Regions from separate parts of the Homo sapiens genome. Here all the other regions are linked to region 3. Evidence: read pairs that join two places in POLR2A ChIA-PET (ENCODE). Cell type or tissue: HepG2. All regions are shown on one strand. Each heading gives the region's core, and the rest is flanking DNA. Links, peaks and the distances in the headings are about the cores only. Region 1 has its middle 66 kb from the start of CACNA1D. Region 2 has its middle 72 kb from the start of DCP1A. Region 3 has its middle 15 kb from the start of CACNA1D.

Region 1 (7,921 bases), core at 2,519-7,518, 52 kb after region 3:
AAATACGATTACAGTAACTTATTGGCCTCTATATTTTTGGCCTTGATTTCTCCACCTGTAATGTGAGGTCATGGATTAGGTGATTCTAAAGTCCCTTTAATTCAATATGAATCAAAACTGAGAATAATTATTAGAGGCTTGGTTTCGAACAATTGAAAGACCAGAAAATTATGCAAGTAACTAAGTGTGATCGTTGGAGTGTGGGAGGGGGTAATATTGTTTTTGATGTGATTCTGTACTTATGCATCAGGGAACATGAGCATGAAGATTCTCTTCAAGAAGCAGCACTGCCTATAGCCATGATGTGGTGCAGCTTCCCAGTAGCTGGGTTGATGGTTTGGGGAACCAGTAACATGATAGACAATTTAGAAATGAAGAAACTGAAGCATCGCAAAGTTAAGCACCCGAGATGATACCATAGATCAACTGTAAAGTGCACAAATAATTTGCACGAGGTTGTTAATTATATTATTCTCTAATTAGTCTGCACTTGTTCTCCAAACAGTGATTTCTTAAGATAAGAATGTACATGTATTCAAGACTGTGCTCATCACTTACCAGTCTCTGGTATTAGATCATCTATTTGTTTGGTCTGTTTATTGTCTGCCTCTCTCTCTAGAGTATAATTCCATGTGGGCAGGAGCTTTGTCTCATCTTGTTGTATCTCTCCAGTGCCTTGGAACTGTGCTGGTGCAAAATAAGCACTTAATACATATTGTTGATTTGATGGAAGGATGCTTAAAAAGTACTCTGAGAGAAACAATATATTTCTCAACTCTGAAGGAAAATTTCATGGAACACTTGAAGTTAGTGAAAAATACAGAATAATTTATAAGCAAGAATCAAATTATTTAACATAGATTTGTGCTCTAAAGTTGAAGAAATCAAGTAAAATGATCAGTAAATTCTACAGCAATTGAGAAACTTCAAAAAAAATGGAACTTGAATTAGACTCTGAAAGGTGGAAGTTTTGGGTTTGGAATAAGGGAGATGGGAAAGCAGTGAATGAAGCCAATGAAAATGGCGCATGAGACCAGACAGATTTAAGAAGAGTTCCTTTTGGGGAATAAAATGGCAAGTAAAGTTGTAAGAGCAGGTGAATCACAGCTTTTGGAAGATCCTCCAAGAAAAAGGAAAGATTCAGACTTGATGTGATAGAGACAGGAAGCCCAGAAATAGCAAGATTAAAATCTTGCCTCCCAAATTAGATTGCAGCAACCCTCCTTTTCCTTGGGCCCTCAACCAACAATGCCCAAAGCTGGTCATGCAGTAGCTGTTTAATTAGTACTTGCTGATTCATAGAATTCCAATCAAAGACCCGGCTCTTCGATCAACGCTTTATTACTCACAGACAGACCCCACTGGAAAGGGGCAATGGTGCAATTTTATTTCCCATCCATCTTTTGTTCCCTTTTTCCTGCCTGCTACTGTTTAGAGTCCAGAAAAAAAAAAAAAGTATTACGAACTAAGTCACTGCCTCATTAGGAAGCAGGGTCTGATCTGAAACCAATTTTTCAGAACAATGACTTGTTAAGTGCTGAGAAATGCAGTGTTTAGTCATGGAGAAAATAAAGACAGCTTTACCATGCAATTTGGTTTTTTTCTATACTAAAAGATGAGAATTTTAACAAGTGGAGGGAACCAGTCCATTATCAAGTCCCTCCTCCTTCAAAGAGGGAAACAGAACATGCTTTTTAGTGCACAAACAGAAAAGGCTTCTTCTCCCTCACTCCCCGTATTTTCTTGCTTAAAATTCAGAATTAATGTCAGCCTTGCAAGAAGGTGAGGAAGCTCAGAAAAGAGGGTGTGTAGAGCCCAGAACAAATCTCCTTGCGAAGGACAGATTGGGTGAGCATTGTCAGGTGAGAGTGTATGGTGAGCAGTCTTCCACAGTTATCAGTGATGACTGAAGGGCAATGAGGTCTGGATACTGAGAGGAGAAGTTATGGAATTTCCAGAGTAACAAGTCACCTGCAAATATCAAAATGACATGGACAAAAGGTGATGCTAGTTTTATTTAAGAAGTATTTCAGAATAAGTCAGTGGGAATAATGTCTATCCTATCATTTATATGGTCTCTGAAAGATAAATGGGTAGAAAATGAAAACTATTTGACTCCATCCATTAAGAAGCCCACTGAAGGAAGAAGAGAGGCAGAATACTAATGCAACAATGTCATTTTGGCATAAAATAGAAGATACTCCAAGATATTCTTCCTATAGCTTAGAACGCACAGTTCATTGTCCATTTCCTCTATAGAGTCATTGCTTTCTGTCTGCTCCTGGTCACATATTTTAACTGTAACTTCAACAAATTAGTCAGCAAATTTGTACCATCTATCACAAGGACACCAGTTCAGAGAATAGAAGTAGCTCTAACTCATGTTTAAGTTCACTTTTGGAAGAAACATCTAAAACATAGGTTCTACAGATGGTTAGCCTACCATATCAGATTTTTATCTAAAAATATCATGTAAAACAAAGCAGTCAGAGAACATCCCCTCCCTGCCACTGGGCAGGCTTTCCAGAATCTCAAGCAGTTGCTCTTCCCTTGTCCTGAGTGGTCCCATCCTGGTCTTGTTGAAGAAGATCGTGGAAATGGAGGTTTTGAGGGCACACCCCTAACTACTGCATATTTGTCATTCCCTCCTCTTCTCTTCCCTTCTAGCTCTCAGAGCATATGAGTGTAGATGTACTTTTAATTTGGAGATACACAGATTAGCCCTTCATTATTAGCTGTACTATGCTTATATTTCAAATGTATACATGTTAATTTCATCTCCCGTCTACTCTAACTTGTATGCTCTTTGGGGTGAGGGATTAGCTTCACTTTTGTGTCTCCCAAAATGCCTATAAAAAATGTTGGGCCAACACAGGAGGATTACTTGAGCCCAGAAGTTTGAGATCAGCCTGGACAATATAGTAAGACCTCATCTCTAAAAAAGTAATAAGTAAAAAAGAATGCTGGGTACATGCTTTGGCAAACAGTTTAGCAGTTCCACAAACAATTAAACATAGAGTGACCATATGACCCAGTGGTCTAATCTTATACCCTAGAGAAGTGAAAATATACATAAACATATGAAAAACTTATACACAGATGTTCAGAAAAGCATTATTTATAATAGCCAAGAAGTGAAAACAGCCCAAATATCCATCAGCTGATGAACAGATAAACCAAATATGGTATATTCACACAATGGAATATTATTCAACCCCGAAAGGAATGAAGTACTGATACATGCTACCATGGATGAACCTTGAAAACATTATGCTCAATGAGAGAAGCCAGTCATGCGCAGAGGCTCACGTCTGTAATCCCAGCACTTTGGGAGGCTGAGGTGGATGGATCACTTGAGGTCAGAAGTTCAAGACCAGCCTGGCCAACATGGTGAAACCCCATCTCTACTAAAAATACAAAAAATTAGCCAGGTGTGATGGTGGGCGCCTGTAATCCCAGCTACTTGGGAGGCAGAGGCAGGAAAATTGCTTGAACCCAAGAGGCAGAGGTTGCAGTGTGCTAAGATCTTACCACTGTACTCCAGCCTAGGTGACAGAGAAAGACTGTGTCTCAAAAAAAAGAAAAAAGAAAGAAGCCAGACATAAAAAGCCATATATCGTATGATTCCATTTACATAAAATGTCCATAATGGGCAAATCCATAGAGACTGAAAGTCGATTACTGGTCACCAGAAATGCAGGTGGAGGAACAGAGGGTCACCGCTAATGGGTACAGGATTTCTTTTGCGGATATAAAAATGTTCTGAAATTAGATAGTGGTGATGTTTGTACAACTTTGTGACTATACTAAAAAACCACTGGGTCATACACTTAAAATATGAAAATTTTATGGTTTGTGAATTATATCTCAATTTTTTTAATGTTGGGCACATCAAAAAATAAGTGAAAGTGAAGTTTCCAAAGATAATTTAGGGAAAGAAACCCCAGAAACTATGCCTACCTGTCTTTGGTACAGTCATTCCTTCCCGTTACCACATTGTGAGCTAGAGGCCTTCTCCACTCCTGGACTCTTACCTGAGAGAGGATGTGTAGCAGCCGTGAAAACACACTGCTTAGGCCCCCTGCTGCAGGGGAATCACTGACTGATGGCTCCAGCTGCTACTCCTCTGGATTTGCCACCACATTTGTGCCAGGCTTCCACGGGCTGCTCTCAACCAACGGCTGGCCACAGCAGGGGTACTAATGCAGGCTTATTCTAGCAAGACAGAGAGTCCTCCAACAGGCAACTTTAGCTTGAGGACTCCCCATCTATCTGGCACCACCAACAAGTTTAGTGATGGTTCTTCTCTGCAGGCCAGCGTTCATGATTGGAAAGGCAATCAGAGCTGGGCTCCTTAATATTCATGTATACTATGGGGCCCAAAGACATAGAGGCTTGTGGCAGGGAAAGGGACTTAACACACAGAGTTTAGAGATGGTGAATAGAGCCTATAATGTTCCTGGGGCAAAACAGATGGACAGCCATCAAGGGTGCTACTTAACATCTACAAGCAACACATACACACACACACACGCACACACTAAAAGGAAGAATGGAGCTTGAGGGTGATCACAAACAAACAAACAAACAAACAAACCAAAAACTTGCTTTCCCTTTCCCTCACTCTGTTCCCAGCCCAAGGCAACTTTTAGATCTGGAACCCACTGCCCAAAGGAGGTGAGGTGGCCAAGTCCCTTAACAACACAGCAAGTTATACTATAATGATTCCCCCAGTTCTTCTTCCAAGGATCTAGAACCATTTACTCATGTGATTATATAGAAAAAAATAGAGAAATTTCCAGACTTTTTGAGAACGATTAGACACAGAATCTGAGCTAACACGGACACCTAGAAACCCAAAGCCTCATCACAGGTCTCCCATTATTACCTTATGTGGAGGCCATAAATTGAGTCCTGGTTATGGTCCAGTTCACAGGGAGCCTCGGTCCATGGGCCCACCTAGTGGTCATTTCCCCACTGCATGTATAATTGGAATGGATGTCCTTGGTAAATGACGTAAGCCCCACACTGGGTCCTTGGCTTGTGGAGTAAGAGCTATCATAGTGGTGATAGCCAAGTAGGAACTCTGAAACTGAGCCCCTACAAGCTGAGATAGTAAATCAAAAATGAAATTACTGCCTTCTGATCAATGGTGAAAAAAAAAAACACCAAAAAAACCCAACAACAACAACCTGATATCACTTGGAGGTGGGGGGTGGAGATTAGTGCCATCATTAAAGATCTAAAGGATGCCAAGACTTATCATATTTCCACTCATTTCACCAATCTGTCCCTTGCAGAAACTGGATGGAACCACAAGCTCAATCAAGTAGCAGCCCCAACTATAGCTGCTATGCTGGACACAGAATGAATACTGCAGCAGACTAATAAGGCCTCATGTATAGGATATGCGGCCAATGATTTGGCTAGTGCATTCTTTTCCATTCTGCATTCACATGACAGCAACAACAATAGTCATTTACACAAAAGTTGGGTAATAAGCTGGAGTCATGGTAAAATACATGTGCTGCAGGGGTGGAAGATAATCCTTATGAAACTTCAGAGACCTGCCACTTCAGTGAAGCTTTTAAAGGTCCAATGGTCAGGGACATGCCAGAATATCCTTTCCAAAGTAAAAGACAAATTGCTGTATCTTGCATTCCCTACCACAAAGAAGGAAACACAGTTCCTGATAGACCTCCTTGGGTTCTAGAGGCAACACATTCCACACCTAGGGATACTCCTCCTGCCCATACCAGGTGACATGGAAGGCCAGCAACTTTGAATGGAACCCAGAGCAGGAAAAGGCTACCCAGCAGGTCCAGTGGACCTGTCGTGCCACTTGGGCCATGAAATCCAGCAGATCCTATGGCTTAGGGATGTTAGTGGTGGAAAAAAAGATGTACTGTGGAGACTATGGCAAGCCCCAGTGTGAGAATCTCAATGCAGGCCCCTGGGATTCTGGAGCAAGGCCATGCCATCTGCAATGGAGAATTTTATGCCTTTAGAAAAACAGTTCCTGGTATGTTAACTGGGTCCTGATAGACAGAATGCTTGACCCTCGAGTAATCAAGTGACCATACATCTGCAACTATTCATCCAGAGATGGATTCTGTTGACTCTGCCAAGTTATAAAGTGGGACAGGCCCAGCAGTAGATCATTATAAGATGGAAATGGTACATCTGCAATTGAGCTAGCATGAGCAGGTAGCCCAGCCTCCACATCACTGACCACAGCGCACCAGTACCTCTCTACCAGCTTACACCTATGGCCATATGGGGGGTGCTACACAACCAACTATAGGAGCAGGAAAAGGGCCAAGTTTGGCCTACAAACCTGTGTGGTATGTGAATTATATATCAGTTTTTTAAATCTTGGGCACAAGCTGTATGTGGATACCAGCTGAATTACACAAGCGGACAGTGGCTGCATTACAGCCACGTTCAGAATTGGCCTTGAAAGACAGTGGAGAGGGAATATTTACCCAATGGGTAGAGTTATGGGGATCACACTTGGTCATCCACTTTGCACAGATGGAGATGTGGCATGAAGTGAGACTATTTAAAGATTCCTGGCCAGGCGGGGTGGCTCACGCCTGTAATCCCAGCACTTTGGGAGGCCAAGACGGGCGGATCACGAGGTCAGGAGATCGAGGCCATCCTGGCTAACATGGTGAAACCCCGTCTCTACTAAAAATACAAAAAAAATTAGCCGGGCGTGGTGGCAGGAGCCTGTGGTCCCAGCTACTCGGGAGGCTGAGGCAGGAGAATGGCGTGAACCCGGGAGGCGGAGTTTGCAGTGAGCTGAGATTGCGCCACTGCACTCCAGCCTGGGCGACAGAGCAAGACTCCGTCTCAAAAAAAAAAAAAAAAGATTCCTGAGCTGCAGCCAAAGGCCTGGCCATCTACTCAGGGGCCTGGAGGGAGATATGTGGTAGTGCCTCCTGGGACTTCCTTGCTTCATTGTAACTATAAACAGATGTGTATAGCAACAACACCTGGGGGAGGGGATGATTGCCAAGGGTTCAGATCCCTGGAGATGAAGCTTTGGGTCAAAATACCAGTAAGTTAGCACAACCTGCCAAGGTGGTGGCTGAAGATGAAGGAAATTTAGAATGGATAGTGGAGGAGGGAGACGATGAATACCAGTTGTGACACTGACCTAACTGCAACAATGAGTCCTGTAGTTCATCCCACTAAACTCTTCTAAGTTTCCCCTCAGAAAGAGAGGCTTATGGGAATTATGGACAAGCTGTTCCCTGAACCTGTGTAGAGAAGTGCAAGGGATGAACAGTGGACAGTGGTGGCCATGAAAATGGACAGCTCAGATCTCCTCCTGGGGGGCATGCAATTGACTGATAGTCCAGCCAATGATTAGGCACAGTGGGGTATTAAGGTAGGCTCATTCCAGCAAGACACAGGACTCCTCCAATGTGAAACTGGCTTGAGGACTTCCCACTGACCTGGCTGAACCTCTTTTGGAGCCATGCTTCAGTCCAAGACTCTTCTTACCCAATCCTGCTTCCTTCCCTTCCTCCCTGCACAGATGTCGGACCTGCATCATGGTCTTTGCCTTCTCCGGCTCCCTCCCTCAAGAAATCCCTTCATGTTTTATCCTATCTAGAAGTCTGTTTCTTGGTGAACTTGATATAGCAGAGGCTGCATTTTAGTTGGGCTCTGTGATAGTTCTATGAACAAGGTGCTTTTGGGTGCATAGAATTTTTATCATTACCCGCTCTGCCCCAAATAGGTGTCTTTATTACCTCCTGCCAGGAGTTGAGGAGTGATTGAGTGGAATGTACTCGCTATCATCTAAAACACTAAAAATGATGAATGAGGTAAATTTTGAAACTGCATTTTATCAATTCTCTTTATCTACTCAATTTCTAATGAATAGACATGAGAAGTGCCAAAACCTGCA
Region 2 (7,921 bases), core at 612-5,611, 58 kb after region 3:
ATTGTACAGAGAGGGAAAAAGGTTCAAAGGTAAAGTGATTTGCTCCAGATCAAAGTTCAGGTCTTGCTTTTCTCACTTCCTTACTAGCTTGCCTAAACTTAAAGAGCATATAGTCTTTTGGTTAACTAGTACTCTTGACTACCAAGACAATCATATCTATTTCATCAACCAAGGTGGATGAGGTCAGGAGATGTCACATTCAAGATTTTTAAAGATCATGACTAGTGATTGTATTGGTTTAAAAATCATGACTAGTGATTTTATTGGATGCTGTGATGCCCCACCCTGACCTCCCTTCAGGAATGGAAGAGTCACTCCCAGCTACTGTCAGTGCTGCCAACAGAAGGCCCTTAGCTGTCAGCCTTTACAGGAATCATCCTGGAAAGACAACCACATTGCCAAGGTCATGATCCTTTACCAGGGCAGCCTGCATCCGATGACTCATTGCCATGGGGGTTTAAAGGCTAAGTCCTCTTACCCCAACTAGGGACAAGCACCAAGGGCCACCTTATCCCAGATTCTGAACTCCCCATAGGGTCAGCTGAGGCCTCCGCTGAGACTGCATTACAGCTCAACTTCTTCCCTTCTCCTCCACAGTTTTTGATCCCAAGAGCAATTCCTAATAAATCTCCTGCATGCTGATCTTCAACTGACTCTTAGACAATTCTAGTAGTCTGAAAAGCAGACACTAGGTTAGAATTTTGAAAGGGGATCACCCAGCTGGCAATGAGGATCCCACCACTGGTGGTAGGTGGCCCAAGGTAGCAGGGCAATAGTTTAAACTTTTACCTACGGTGGGACACATTGGGATGGAACCATTAGGAAGGTTACCATTGGGATGGTATGCTGATGGAAAGGAAGGCATTGGCTGGCGTGACATATCATGCATTGGAGAAATACAGGCAAAATAGTAACAATAAAAACAATGAAAATGGGTAGCTATTGCTAATACACAATCAACACTGTGGAAAAAGATAATGGAAAGCTGATAGTGATTAATCATCAATTAAAAGCTAAGTGTGAAAGCCAGATGGCCCCTTTCATAACATTTGAAGAGGCTCTGATCACCTGTGATGATAGGACAGAAAAAGCCAAGGGTTAGGCTGAGGACCTAAGAGCAGTTGAGTTTGTCAACCAAGGTAGGTTTGCTATGCCAAGGACAGGGCCCTGCTTGGGAAAGAACTGGACCATTACCCATGGGATGAAGACATCTGGGTTGATCCACTTGAAAATGTTGAATCTCTATACTTCCCTGAACCTTCTAATCATGAAGAAGCAGGCCACTCCTGCTGATTAGGGGCTGGCACTCCCCTCTTGCTCAAAGATGATGCAAAAGCTTCTTCCCAGGAAAATAACATGTGCCCCCATGGCTCGCCCTCATCTTCCTCCTGGTCACTAGGCCAACAATGAGGTTTGAGGCACAACATAATCAAGCGATGCAATAGCAAATAATAAAGACTAAATGCTCCTTAAGTCCAGGCAACCTGGTAGGGAAGTGAGAAAAGTAGGACCTGACTTGCAGCCTGCCAGGGAGGAAGGAGACTACACCCCAGGGCCTGGCCAGCATGTAGCAGCAGGAGTGAGGAGAGGACACATCGGACTGGATTCTCAGGGTGCTGGAGCAAGGAGGGCAAACGTAAGGTTGAATAACGAAGAGTTTATAGCTTTGGGAATGCTCTCCTGGGATCCATAATATAATCTGGCAAGAATCCCAGGAGGCGGTGTGAACACGTTACTAGGATGGCTCCTAGAAACAGAAAAGACAGTGGGCCATGCTACGTGAAGTAGAAATACAAGAAGTGTTCCTGGCAAATGATGGAGGAAAGGATTAAAAAGATGGGAGGTAGGGTGCTAGGTGGATACTATAAAAGGTCGGAAAACACATCAGAGGATACACCACTTACCAAAGTAATAACATACACCAGCTTTATGAAGAGGTTTAATGGTGGCTGTCTTCTACGGGCCAGGGCTGATGGTAGAGATGCCATTATACCAATGGACTCATTGATAGCAACTACGATGAGGATGACAGGACCCTCCCTCCTGCACCCTATGGTAATGCTTAACTGTCAGATGGCAGATGGATGTCATTATCACAGTGAGAGGCAAGGTTGGAGGGGCAGCCAGGGGGGCTGAGACACAGAGTTATGGAGACGATTAATAGAACACAGTCCAGCACTTTGGGAGGATCATTTGAGCCCAGGAATTCAAGATTACAGTGAGCTAAGATTGTACCACTGCACTCTTGCCTGGGCAACAGAGTGAGACCCTGTCTCAGGAAAAAAAAAAAAAAAAAGAAGAAGAAGAAGGAAAAAAAAGAATACAGGATCTCTAGAAACAAAATAAGTGGGATGCCAACAAGGATATTACTCAAATTGTAAAACCAAAATAAATCAAGGATGGATACTGAGGAGGTTGAGGGCCATTGTCCCTAAGAAAATGTCAAGGTCATGGCCTCTTTCCAGGGCAGCCTTTATCCAATGACTCATTGACACAGGGTTTAAAGCCTAAGCCCTCTTGTTAGCTTAGCTGTGAGACATTTGAGTTGACCCACTTGAAAATGTTGACTATATTTCCCTGAACCTTGTGATTGCACAGGAGTGGCCCACTCCTGCCAACTGGGGGCTAGTATTGCCCTCTTGCTTGAAGATAATGCAGCAACTTCTGAACCTGGGCCAGGTTTTAGACCCAAATAATTGCCTAAAGGAGATGCCAGACTCCCAGATGGAAGGATCCTGTAACGCCATGGCAAGTGTACATGGTAGTGTTTCCCTATGTTTCCTCCACAAATGGGCCTACTATTATTTATTTGCATAACCATACACTAAGGAAAGGAGACTGCATAAAAGGACCCTAGTGGACACAGGGTCCAAGTCGACGTTAATTCCCAGAGTACTAAATAAGCACCAAGTCCTCCCAGTGGATCATATGGAGTTTAGGTAAAAACTGGAGTCCTGGCCCAAGTCCTAGTCACAGAAATGTCAAGTAGGTCTGCAACCCATAAAGTAGTCATCTCTCTGATTCTCTAATGTGTAACTGGAAGGACATACTTAGTATTTGGAACCACCACACTGGTACCTTGGCCTATAGGGTAAAAGGTTTCATAGTGGAAAGGCCAAGTGAAAACCTGTGAAACTGCCCCCAACTCCTTGGCTTACAAGCAAGCCAAGATAGGAAATGCAAAGCAATATTGCATTCAGGGGAAATGGAAAAATTAGTGCATCCTGATTGAAAGGATGCAGAGATAGTGGTTTCCAACATGTCTTCATTTAATTCATCAGTCTGGCGCCTGGAGAAAATGAGACAAATTCTGGGCAATGAAAGTAGGCTACTGCAAATTTAACCAAGTAGTAACCACAGTTGCAGCTGCTGTGTCAGATATGCTATCTTTGGTAGAACAGACCTGGATGGCCTCAGGTATGTGGTATGATCTGATAATTGTATTCTATCTCTTTTGGAAAAGATTATTAGGTACAGTTTACATTCACTTAGAAGAAACAACAGTATACATTTATAGTCTTGTCCCAGAGCTATAGTAACTCTCCTACTCTTTGGAGAGATCTGGTCTGGCTGAAAATCCCACAGAATATCATACTGATTTTCTATATAGATGATGACTATGCCATCTAGATGGACAGCAAGTAGCTAGCACATTAAGGGACTTGTTGAGGCAAGTATACTTTCCAGAGAGTGGGAAATAAACCCTGCAAACAGTTGGGGTCTTCCACATCAATAAAATCAGTGATCTGGTGCATGCCAGGAAATCCCCTCCAAAGTTAAGGACAAATTATTGCATCCCACTAAAAAGAAGGAAACACAGTGCCTGATAGGCCTCTTCAGATTCTAAAGGCAGCATATTTCACACCAGGAAACACTGCTCTAACCCATGTACTGAGTTACATGAAAAGCTGCCTGCTTTGAGTGGGATTCAGAGCAGGAAAGGACCCTGCAGTGAGTCCAGGTCACAATGGAAGTGACCCTTCCGCTTAGTCCATACATCACAGCAGCCCCCAGGGTATTAGCGGTATCAATGTTGAGAAAAGACATGAGGATTTTCTTGAAAGCCCCAGTGGGAAAATTACACTAGAAAACCCTAAAGTTCGCCAGGCATGGTGGTTCACACCTGTAATCCTAACACTTTGAGAGGTTGAGGCGGGCAGATCACTGAAGCCCAGAAGTTCCAGACCAGCTTGGGCAACATAGCAAAACTCTGTCTCTACAAAAAATACAAAAATTAGCCAGACAACGTGGTGCACTCCTGTAGTCCCAGCTATTTGGGAGGCTGAAGTGGGAGGTCAAGGCTGCCGTGAGCCATAATTGAGCCACAGCACTCCAACCTGGGTGAGGGAGCAAGACCTTATCCCAAAAACCAACAACAACAACAAACCAACAACAACAAAAACCCTAGAGTTCTGAAACAAGCCCATATGATCTGCAGCAGAGAAGCATACACCTTTCAAAAATCCACACCTGGTGTGGTGGAAATGGAGTGCCCAATAATGGGACACCATGCATCTAGAACAACCCATCATGAACTGGGTCCTATAAGGCCCACCAAATCATAAGGTTGGCAGGCCCAGCAGCAATCTGCTGAAAGATAGAAGTGGTACATCCAAGAACGAGCACAAGCAGGACCAGAGGTTACAAGCAAGCTGCATGAGCAGGTATAACAGACCCCCATGTCATACGACACCATTGCACCAGTACCTGTCCCTGTGCTCTATGGTTTCATATGGGGGACAGGGGAAGTATGTTATGGTGAACTGATGAATGGGCCAAGCTTGGTTTTTGGATGGGTCAATTTAAGATATGAATGCAAATCAGAAAGGGACTCTATTTCCACCTGACTCAGAGGTATTTGAAATAGTGATATGGAAAGAGAAATGACCTGAGGTTAGAATATACACCAATTCATGGCAGTGTAAAATGGCTTGGCCAGGTTGTCAGGGAACAAGAAGGAGAAATAATGGTATATCAGGGACAAGAAATCTGAGTCTATAACTTATGGGAGTGGACACAAAGTATATAGACAGTTGTGTTGCATGTTCATGCCCACCACAGAGCATCCACCAGGAAGAGGAACTAAGTCTCAGGGTATAGTTCAGTTGACAGCCAGTTGACATCAGTCACTCCAGTGCTGGCACATGGGTACATATGAACAGAGTACCATAATGACAACAATGTTGGTTACACCTGGGAACAACATAGGGTCCCATTTACTGAGGCTGATCTAGCTACTGCCACTGCCAGTGACAAAGACCAACTTTGAGTGCAGAATATAGTTTTATCCCTTAAGTAGACCCACTGGCCACTTGGTGGCAAGTGTGATGGCAGTACTTGGTGGCAAGTCACATTGGCTACCTTCCACCTAACATAGGTAACAATTCATTTAGACAAAAATGACCCCACTTACCATCACTTCCACTGACCCACTAGGAGAATTTGTACTTCCCATCTCCGCAATTCTGTGCTCTGTCAGTTAGAGGTCCTGATTCCCAAAGGGGAACGCTCACTCTAGGGGATGCAGTGAGAGTCCCACTGAACTGTAAGCTACAGTTGCTGGCAGAGGGAGTGTTGGGGTGGGGAACTTTGGACACCCAGGAGATTCACTTAGGCACCTCTTGGTGTTGTCTTGTTCTATTTCGGTGGTGAATGCAGAGGTGCCGCAGCCATAGCCTGAGAAGGGCGTGGTTGACCGAAGCTCAGACTCCTCAAAGATTGTGGGCGTGGCTAGGTCATCCCCCTGGCAAAGATGTTGGCTGAAGGTAAGGGGAGTCTGGATGGGGAAGAGTAGGGGAAGACGATGAGTGTCACTTAAAACCCCAGAACCAGCTGCAGCCGCAGCAACAAAGGCTGTGGTTCATCCCACTAATCTTCTCTTTTTTTTTTTTTTTTTTTTGAGACGGAGTCTCACTCTGTCACCCAGGCTGGAGTGCAGTGACGCAATCTCGGCTCACTGCAACCTCTGCCTCCCGGGTTCAAGCGATTCTCCTACCTCAGCCTCCTGAGTAGCTGGGACTACAGGCACGCACCACCACGCCCAGATAATCTTTTTTCATTTTTAATAGAGACTGGGTTTCACCATGTTGGCCAGGCTGGTCTCGAACTCCTGACCTCAGGTGATCTGCCAGCCTCTGCCTCCCAAAGTGCTGGGATTACAGGCATGAACCACCAAGCCAGGGCTTTTGAATGAAGATACTCCTGAAAGATTTCAGAATAACTTACCATACATCAGTTTCCTGTGGCATGATTGGTTGACATTCAATCTTGGACGGTGGTGTTACTTAGAAATGAGGGAGAATCATCAATGGGGCACTGGATACCAGATGGAACTCAGCACTTAATGGATTGGGGATAGATGAAGAAAAGGGAACTTGCTGGAAATGCATTTAAATGTTACCAGCTTCCACTATTTTGCATTGGAAGACCAGCTCTGTGCCCAAAACAATGTTGTGCCAAATAAAAGTTCCCAGCAAATGATAGCAACCCCAAATTTTGCCTGATAGAAATACACAATTTGTGGTATTATTTTTAAGGAAAAACAACAAGCCCGTTACAACAGAGCCACCATATTAACATAACTGATTCTATATTAAATTTAATTTCCTAAGAAGTGTGCAAGATCTTTTTGAGGCCATGTGATTGTTATCTGCCGCTCTTATTTTATTTGCTCCCAGTGATCTCCTCTTCAGGGCCCCTAGCTGAATGGGCCTGGATGCTAAAAGCATTACTCAGTGTCTCTGGTCAGGGGGCCTCTCCTAATTCCTGGCGTGCTCTGCCTAAGGAAGAAGGCACATGCATCACACACACCTCAGTTCCAGGACTCCTAGCTTCCTTCAGCACCTATTCCCATATATGGAGAGAAAAAGTGATGCAATGTAAAGAATTCTGAACCAGAAGTAGATCTGCTTTGAAGTCTCAGCCTAACATTTACAAAATGGATTCTCAGGCAAACCACTTTACCTATACTTCCCCTAAAGTGGGACTACTACCTGTCTTACCCAGTCATATTCTTTGAGGACCAAGTGAGATAATATATGTGAAAGTACTTTGTAAACTGGGATGCATTCATACTCAGGTAAGTTTTATTTTAATCACCTCTGAGTGTACCTCTCCTTCCCCTCTTCATCTCACCTTTCAAGGCTTACCACCCTCTTTGAGATTTCTCTAATCCCTTTATCCCTTAAAGTCCTCTTTCTCCAGCTTCCCTGTGGGTTTCTCCTACCTGTCTAATATATTCCACACATTTCTGCACTTTACAAAATATCTTATTCTATTCACTGTTTCATATATATTAGTCTTCTCTGCAATTTGAATACAGGCGCATTATAAACAAAGACCATGTTATATTCTAAAACTTCTCTTCTTTCGCTGGATACATGATAGGTTCCCAATAAATAGGAACTTGACAAGCTGATTCTAAAATATACATGGAAGGGGCCAGGCACAGTGGCTCACATCTGTAATCCCAGCGCTTTAGGGGGCCGAGGCGGGCAGATCACTTGAGGTCAGGAGTTCGAGGCCAGCCTGGGCAACATGTGAAACCCCATCTCTACTAAAAATACAAAAATTAGCCAGGTGTGGTGGCATGCGCCTGTAATCCCAGCTACTCGGGAGGCTGAGGCAGAAGAATCACTGGAACTCGGGAGGTGGAGGTTGAAGTGAGCCAAGATGGCACCACTGCACTCCAGCCTGGGCGACTGAGCAAGATTCTGTCGCGAAAAATAAATTAATAAAATAAAATAAAATAAAATATATATGGAAGAGCAAAGGCCAAAGGATAGCCAAGATACTCCTGAAAGAGAATAATAAGTTGAGTAGACTTGCTCACCAGATACCAAGACTTAGAAAGTTGTAGTAATTAAGGTAATGTTTACTGACACACAGATAGACAAAGTGACCAGTGGAAGAGAATAAAGAC
Region 3 (7,921 bases), core at 1,970-6,969:
TAAAAACCCTCACCCCCAATCCCCACCCTCCTAACCATACCCCCACCACCAAATTAACATGGAAATAGATCAATAGATCTTCCAATTGTATTTGGTTCTCTTCTTCCTCACCTGTCTATACATCCTTTCTTTAAAAAGTATTATATTTGTATTGTACCTTATAGTTTGCAAAGCACTCTCACATACAATATTCATTTGCTCACTACAGCCCTGTGAAAAAGACAAAATTCTTCATTTACTAAGGAGGAAACCTGGGCTTGGCTACTGCCAATACATGGCAGAACTAAGATTTGAATCCTGGTTTTCCAATTCCAAGCCTACTTCTTTCATCTGTGTGCATTTTCATTTTTAATTTAATTTTTTTTTTTAGAGACAGTGTCTCACTCTATCACCTAGGCTATTGTGCAAAGGCATGATCCTGGCTCACTTCAGCCTCAACCTCCTGGGCTCAAGCAATCCTCCTGCCTCAGCCTCCTGCGTAGGTAGGACAATAGGAGCATGCCACCACACTCAGCTAATTTTTTAATTTTTATTTTTGTAGAGACAGGGTCTCACTATGTTTCACAGACTTGTCTTGAACTCCTGGTCTCAAGCGATCCTCCCACCTTGTCCTCTCAAAGTGCTGGGATTACAGGCATAAGCCACTGCACCTGGCCCCAGTGTGTATTTTCAATCTGGTTTGCACCCAACTGCAGGGATGAACCATGCATTAATGCTCAACTCCCATACTCCCTTAAAAAGAAGGTTATCAGGGATCCAGAGCCCCGGCATAGAGTGTGAATCCCAGGCTCCCATCATTCAAGCAGGTTCCCAATTTGCTGCCACTGTTTACCTCCTCCCTGCTTTTAGAGCACAAGAGCTTAATGACTTCACAGATGGGCAACATTGTCAGCCATGGAAAAGACATTCTGCTACACATAATTGTACTTTGAAAATATCACTGTGGAAGTGTGTGGATGAGTCACAGTGTTGGCAGGGGAACTTCACATAGGCCAGGCCCTCTGGTAATGAGCCCCACAGGGCTCTGAAGGTGGCCCAGGCCATGGTCCTTCACAGACTCTAAGCAGAGGATTGCTATGGCCAAGGTGAAAAGACATCCCTTGCTCTATCACTAAGGCCAGTACACTTGGTTCATGCATAGACATTTAGCCTAAAGTTATCTAAAATTCCTTCCAAGCCTACGATTCTAATTTATACACAACAAAAGCCTTTATTCTGTTATCCGGTTGTCTTGTACCATTTATATGACTCCAGCTTCCACCTTGGTGATAATAAATTACAAGTTCAAATTTCCAGTCCTGCCCTTTAACCAAAGCTCAGTGCCACATCAACTAATTCCTGGTAGATGTTGCCACCATCAAATTTCAGTGAAAATGTCTAAAACCAAATTCACTTCTCATTATCCTCTACAAACCAGCTCCCCATAGCAACTTCTAGCACAGCCATTTTCTCAACTCTCAGGACTCAACATGATGGAGCTGTCTTCTTCACTATGCACATTTGGTTCGTTGCTATTAATTTCTGTTTCCTGAGTACACTCTTCATACTGCTGCCTATCTGATCTTTATTAAATGTTCTTCTGTGAACCGACATTGTCATTCTTGCTTTATAACCATGAGAACAGTAGTTCTCAGCCCTGGCTACAGGTTAGAGCTTCTTAAAACTTCCAGTGCCCAAGCCCCATCCCTAGAAAATTCTGATTCAGGGGGCCTGGGGTGGGGCCCAGTGATCAGTACCACTGAGAACAAATGTCCTGAACTATAGCACTTTTCAGACTTCAAGGGGTATGAAGTCACCTTTGGATCTTGTTAAAATGCAGATGTGGATTCAGCAGGGCTGAGCTGGGCCTGAGATTCAGCATTTCTTTTTGTTTGTTTGTTTTTAGACGGAGTCTCGCTCTGTCACCCAGGCTGGAGTGCAGTGGCGTGATCTCGGCTCACTGCAAGCTCTGCCTGCGGGGTTCACGCCATTCTCCTGCCTCAGCCTCCTGAGTAGCTGGGACTACAGGCGCCCGCCACCACGCCCAGCTAATTTTTTGTAATTTTTTTTAGTAGAGACAGGGTTTCGCCGTGTTAGCCAGGATGGTCTCGATCTCCTGACCTCGTGATCCACTCACCTCGGCCTCCCAAAGTGCTGGGATTACAGGCGTGAGGCACCGCACCCGGCCCAGCATTTCTTTTTTGTTTGTTTTTATTTTTTATTTTTGAGACAGGGTCTTGCTCTGTCCCTCAGGCTGGAATGCAGTGGTGCGATCTCGGCTCACTGCAACCTTCGCCTCCCAGATTCAAGCGATTCTCCTGCCTCAGCCTCCCGAGCAGCTGGGATTACAGGTGTGTGCCACCACACCTGGCTAATTTTTGTACTTTTAGTAGAAGTGGGGTTTCATCATGTTGGCCAGTCTGGCCTTGAACTCCTGACCTCAAGTGATACACCTGCCTCGGCCTCCCAAAGTGCTGGGATTACAGGCGTGAGCCACCGCGTCCGGCTAAGATTCTGCATTTCTAACATGCTCCCAGGTGATGTTGATGTTTCTAGTTCCCACGCCACACTTTGGGTATCAGGGTCCTAGAGCATCAAGTCTAATCTCCCATTCTGCCTGGTTTTAAGGCCCTGGCCTCATTTCCTGGTGCTTCCTTCTCTCACCAGGCCAGCTCCTGACACATCCAGACACAGACCCTTCCTCTCCATCCTGGTTTACTTGGAATGCCTGACTCCCTTCTCTCTGCCTGGTGAGAATTCTCTGCATCCTCACCCCTCCATCAGGACCCAAAGGGCCCAAGCCTTTATCTACCATTTAGTCTTCCCCAACCACTCCATGGTTTATTAATCCCTTTTTCCTCTAATCTCCCAGCGCTATAGAAAGTACAGTGATCCTCCCATCATGTACTAAGCTCTGCAGCTGACAGCAGAAAGAAAACTGGACCAAAAGAGATAGGGAAACTGGGCACATCTTGTAACTGCTAGCAAGTCATTTTCCCTTTCTAAAAAATAAAATAAAATAAAATAAAATAAAATAAAATAAAAAGCTCCTCAGAAACTTGGTCCAGCAGAATGATCCTAGGGACATGGGAGGCAAATCGTAATAAACAAATTGCAGACATGTCAGCAACTGAAGCTATTCCTAAGAACATTCAAGTGAAGAGAAACTTAAGAGATCACTTGGTCTCACCATCCCTCTCTCCCTAGATTTTTCTGGTAGAAGCTGAAGCCCTGACAAGAGAAAGAGCTTCCTCAGATACCCAATTAATCAATAGCAGGTTCAGGACCAAAGTCCATATTTCTCAGTTTTTGTTTTGTTTGGTTTTGTTTTCTTTTGAGACAGAGTCTCGCTCTGTCACCTAGGCTGGAGTGCAGTGGCATGAATTCAGCTCACTGCAACCTCTGCCTCCGAGTTAAGCAATTCTCGTGCCTCAGCCTCCCGAGTAGCTGGGATTACAGGTGCACACCACCATGCCCAGCTAATTTTTTGTATTTTTAGTAGAGACGGGGTTTCGCCATGTTGCCTAGGCTGGTCTCGAACTCCTGAGCTCAGGCAATCTGCCCACCTCTGCCTCCCAAAGTGCTAGGATTACAGGCATGAGCTACCGTGCCAGGCCATATTTCTGAGTTTTTTATCCTTCCAGATGTAGCAACTTCCTAAATGTTTAAGGGGAGCCACCACTGCATCAAGCAGACAATGTGCTGATGCACTATGATTAGTAGGGCTGGATATAAACCTCAGGAAACATTTAATGGCAAGATGTTATAAGAGGGCAATCTACAAGGCAGGACACCCTGTCCATAGCAGAATCTTCTTGCCTTCCACCAGAGACCAGGCCCTACAATCCCATGTAAGACTCCTGATTATCCTGCTGAAGCAAAGTTCACCTTTTTACCCCTGGCATCAAGGTCCTCTGCAATCTGGCCCTAACCTAGCCTTCCAGCATCCCTCCCTGCTGGAACTTTCCACTCAGACTCACTGTTTCTCACACATACCTTATGCCATTGCTAATTCTTAAGCCACCAGATTGCTTCTTGGGCACATGAGTCCATGTGGACACGGTTAAATCTCCTGCATGCCTTTTGATATCTTGACGTTTGGAATTGAGCTGGGCAATTGCTCAATGTGAACAATGATTCTACACTTTAAGGAACTGGGGACATGATCTTTCCAAGATAAAAGGGCTTTTCTTTCTTTTCTGGTCTCCTAATGCCACCTCAGGTCACGTTCCACTGTGTGGAGCCCAGACAATTATCATGCTGTGGCCAGAGATGTTTAATTGGACTTTAAAAGATGAGAAAGCAGCAGGGAGCTGATTGTCAGCTCTCTGACAAGACTGTGCCGCATAGGTGGCCAGCAGCACAGAGGAGGGCTGGCCTGCCCAGTGTCATGACTGTCTCCACCCCTGGGGCAGTGAGGTTAGGAGAGAAGGGCAAGATGTAGCAGTGGCAGGACAGCCTTCAGCAGACTCAGTGCCAGATTGTCCTATATCCCGTTTCTACCCCAAGAACTGTGCTCACTCAGGGGGCAACAAAGACTTCTTTTTTAAAATTACCCTTCTTCTTAAGACAAACTTCTCTAACCCTTCATAGTAATAATTTATTTTTATAATGGGTTTTCATCTCCATGCAACCCTTTAAGCCTCTGAGGTAGGTCAGGGAAAATATTAACACTTCCAGTTCATAAAGGAGTAAACTAGATTCATTATGCTGGGATGTGAGTTTGCCAAGGTTATGCAACTAGTAAATGGTTAAGCCAGAACTGCAGATCAGCTGTCAAAGATCACTGATGCAACAGCAGATAAAAGCCATTTCAAACAGGACAAGTATACTACTCCACCTCCTGCTTCTTAATGCTATTCCCTGAAGAAAAAAGATCCCTTTGTTCTGACAAGTGTGTGGAGAGCAGACTATGCCCTAAAGGCTAATTAAAAAACAGAGGTTCCCACATCCACCCTCCATCCTGGGATTGGACTGGCAGAGACTACACAGAAACACAGACATTTCCAGACAACACAAGGCTATCTATGTGCTCCACTGCATCTAGGCACTGGGGAGTTCCTAGGTCCATGAGAAAGCTGAGAAAGCTACTGGCTAAGGAAGAGAACCCCTGGGTGCTGCTCTGAACAGACGTCATGCAGTGTGGCCATGAACCCAGATCACCTGACTCATTGTCAAGATGAACAGGGCTCTGGCAGGTCAGATCTGCCACTGGATATGTGAAGGGATTCTTTCCCATTATTTTTCTTTTTTCTTTTCTTTTCTTTTTTTTTTTTTTTTTTTTTTTTTTGAGACAGGGTCTCATTCTGTTGCCCAGGCTGGAGTGCAGTGGCAAAATCATAGCTCACTGCAACCTCAAACTCCCAGGCTCAAGTGATCCTCCCACCTCAGCCTCCCATGTAGCTAGGACTCCAGCCACACACTACCACTCCCAGTATTTTTTGTGTGTGTTTTTTTTTTTGTAGAGACAGGGTCTCCTTATATTGCCCAGGCTGGTCTTGGACTCCTGGCCTCAAGTGGTCCTCCTGCCTGGGCCTCCCAAAGTATTAGGATTACAGGTATAAGCCACCACACCTGGCCTCACATTATTTTCCTCAGAAAGATCTGAAATAGGAGAAAACTTTGAAAATTAACGTATTTTCCTTCTCTTGAACTTTAAAGCTGCCACAGCCCTCACCCTCAATTGTAAAGGCTTGAGGATGTTTTCCGGAAACTATGGAGAGTAGTTTAAATTTTCAACCCTTTAAAAAGTTGAAAGCTATCCTTTCAACACTGCCTGTGAACAAGTTTTCATTTTTCTTTCAGTAGAATCTACAAATCACTAAAAAAAATATAGAGGGCATTTCCCCAAGCAATATAGAGGGCAATAAAAAGGATTCCCTATTTAATAAATGGTGTTGGGAAAACTGGCTAGCCATATGCAGAAAGCTGACACTGGACCCCTTCCTTACACCTTATAAAAAAATTAACTCAAGATGGATTAAAGACTTAAACATAAGACCTAAAACCATAAAAACCCTAGAAGAAAACCTAGACAATACCATTCAGGACATAGGCATGGGCAAAGACTTCATGACTAAAACAACAAAAGCAATGGCAACAAAAGCCAAAATTGACAAATGGGATCTAATCAAACTCAAGAGCTTCTGCACAGCAAAAGAAACTGTCATCAGAGTAAACAGGTAACCTACAGAATGGGAGAAAATTTTTGCAATCTACCCATCTGACAAAGGGCTAACATCCAGAATCTATAAAGAACTTAAACAAATTTAAAAGACAAAAACAAACAACCCCATCAAAAAGTGGGTGAAGGATATGAACAGACACTTCTCAAAAGAAGACATTTATGCAGCCAACAAACATATGGAAAAAAGCTCATCATCACTGGTCATTAGAGAAATGCAAATCAAAACCACAATGAGATACCATCTCACGGCCAGTTACAATGGCGATCATTAAAAAGTCAGGAAGCAACAGGTGCTGGAGAGGATGTGGAGAAATACGAATGCTTTTACACTGTTGGTGGGAGTGAAAATTAGTTCAACCATTGTGGAAGACAGTGTGGTGATTCCTCAAGGATCTAGAACTAGAAATACCATTTGACCCAGCAATCCCATTACCGGGTATATATCCAAAGGATTATAAATTATTCTACTACAAATACACATGCACACATGTTTATTGCAGCACTGTTCATAATAGAACATAAAGACTTGGAACCAACCCAAATCCCCATCAATGATAAACTGGATAAAGAAAATGTGGCACATATACACCATGGAATACTATGCAGCCATAAAAAAGGATGTCCTTTGCAGGGACATGGATGGAGCTGGAAACCATCATTCTCAGCAAACTAACACAGGAACAGAAAACCAAACACCGCATGTTCTCACTCATAAGTGGGAGTTGAACAATGAGAACACATGGACACAGGGGGAAGGGGATCACATACCGGGGCCTGCCAGGGAGTGGGGGGCTCAGGGAGGGATAGCATTAGGAGAAATACCTAATGTAGATGACAGGTTGATGGGTGCAGCAAACCAACATGGCATGTGTATACCTATGTAACAAACCTGCACGTTCTGCACATGTACCCTAGAACTTAAAATATTAAAAAAAATTATTTTAACCCCAAAAGTAACCACTAAAAATATGCAAAGAGCTATAGCTAAAAATTAAAATGAAATACTAAACCATATTAATTCCCAAAAAAGGCAAGAAAAGTGGAACCAAGAAACAAGTCATATCAGAAAAATAGAAAACAAATAAAAGTGAGAGAACTAAATCCAACCATATCAATAATTATCTTAAATGTAGATTGACTAAATGCTATAAGAAAAAGAAATAGATTGTTTATAGTAGATAAAAGTTATGATCCAACTATATGTTATCTACAAGAGATACATTAAATACAAAGACACATATAGGTTTAAAACTTAAAAATTTTAAAAGAAATATCATGCAAGCACTAATCATAGGAAATATGGAATGGCTAGATTAATATCAGTCAAAATAGACTTCAGGATAAGAAAGATTACCAAAAATAAAGAACAATATTTCGTAATGATAAAAGGGTCATTTCATCAAAAGGCATAGCAATTATAAATGTGTGTTTAATAACAGCTTCAAAATGCATAAAGCAAAAACTGAAAGAGCTAAAGGGAGAAATAAACAAATCCACAATCATAGTTAGAGATGTTAACACCCCTCTCTCAGTAATTGACAAAACAACTAGATTATTAAAAATCAAAAATGATGTAGAATATCTCAACAATGCTATCAATCACCTTAACCTAATTGACATTTATAGAACACTAGGCCAGATGTGGTGGCTCATGCCTATAATCCCAGAGTTTTCAGAGGCCAAGGTAGGAGGATCACTTAAGGCCAGGAGCTGGAGACCAGCATGGGCAACATATCAAGACCCCATCTCTATTAA

Evidence for each region. ChIA-PET counts read pairs that join two places held together with the same protein. Peaks named below come from ENCODE experiments on the same cell type or tissue, not always from the same donor. Only the 100,000 strongest peaks of a DNase experiment are listed, where the experiment ranks them.
Region 1: POLR2A ChIA-PET joins it to region 3 with 5 read pairs; 2 of 35 experiments call an interaction of 5 or more read pairs at or near these places.
Region 2: POLR2A ChIA-PET joins it to region 3 with 5 read pairs; 2 of 35 experiments call an interaction of 5 or more read pairs at or near these places.

What each region holds. Positions count from the first base shown.
Region 1 is chr3:53,424,187-53,432,107 of GRCh38, reverse strand. No RefSeq gene overlaps it. Among named protein-coding and RNA genes, the nearest start is that of CACNA1D, 66 kb to the left of the region's middle. In HepG2, for the core only: a CTCF peak has its summit at 4,959 (motif pointing left); a DNase peak (open chromatin) is centred at 4,967.
Region 2 is chr3:53,415,622-53,423,542 of GRCh38, reverse strand. No RefSeq gene overlaps it. Among named protein-coding and RNA genes, the nearest start is that of DCP1A, 72 kb to the right of the region's middle. In HepG2, for the core only: no CTCF peak of the experiment used is centred there; no DNase peak of the experiment used is centred there.
Region 3 is chr3:53,475,438-53,483,358 of GRCh38, reverse strand. No RefSeq gene overlaps it. Among named protein-coding and RNA genes, the nearest start is that of CACNA1D, 15 kb to the left of the region's middle. RefSeq lists a silencer at 4,243-4,537. In HepG2, for the core only: no CTCF peak of the experiment used is centred there; DNase peaks (open chromatin) are centred at 4,408 and 4,888; H3K4me3 peaks cover 948 bases.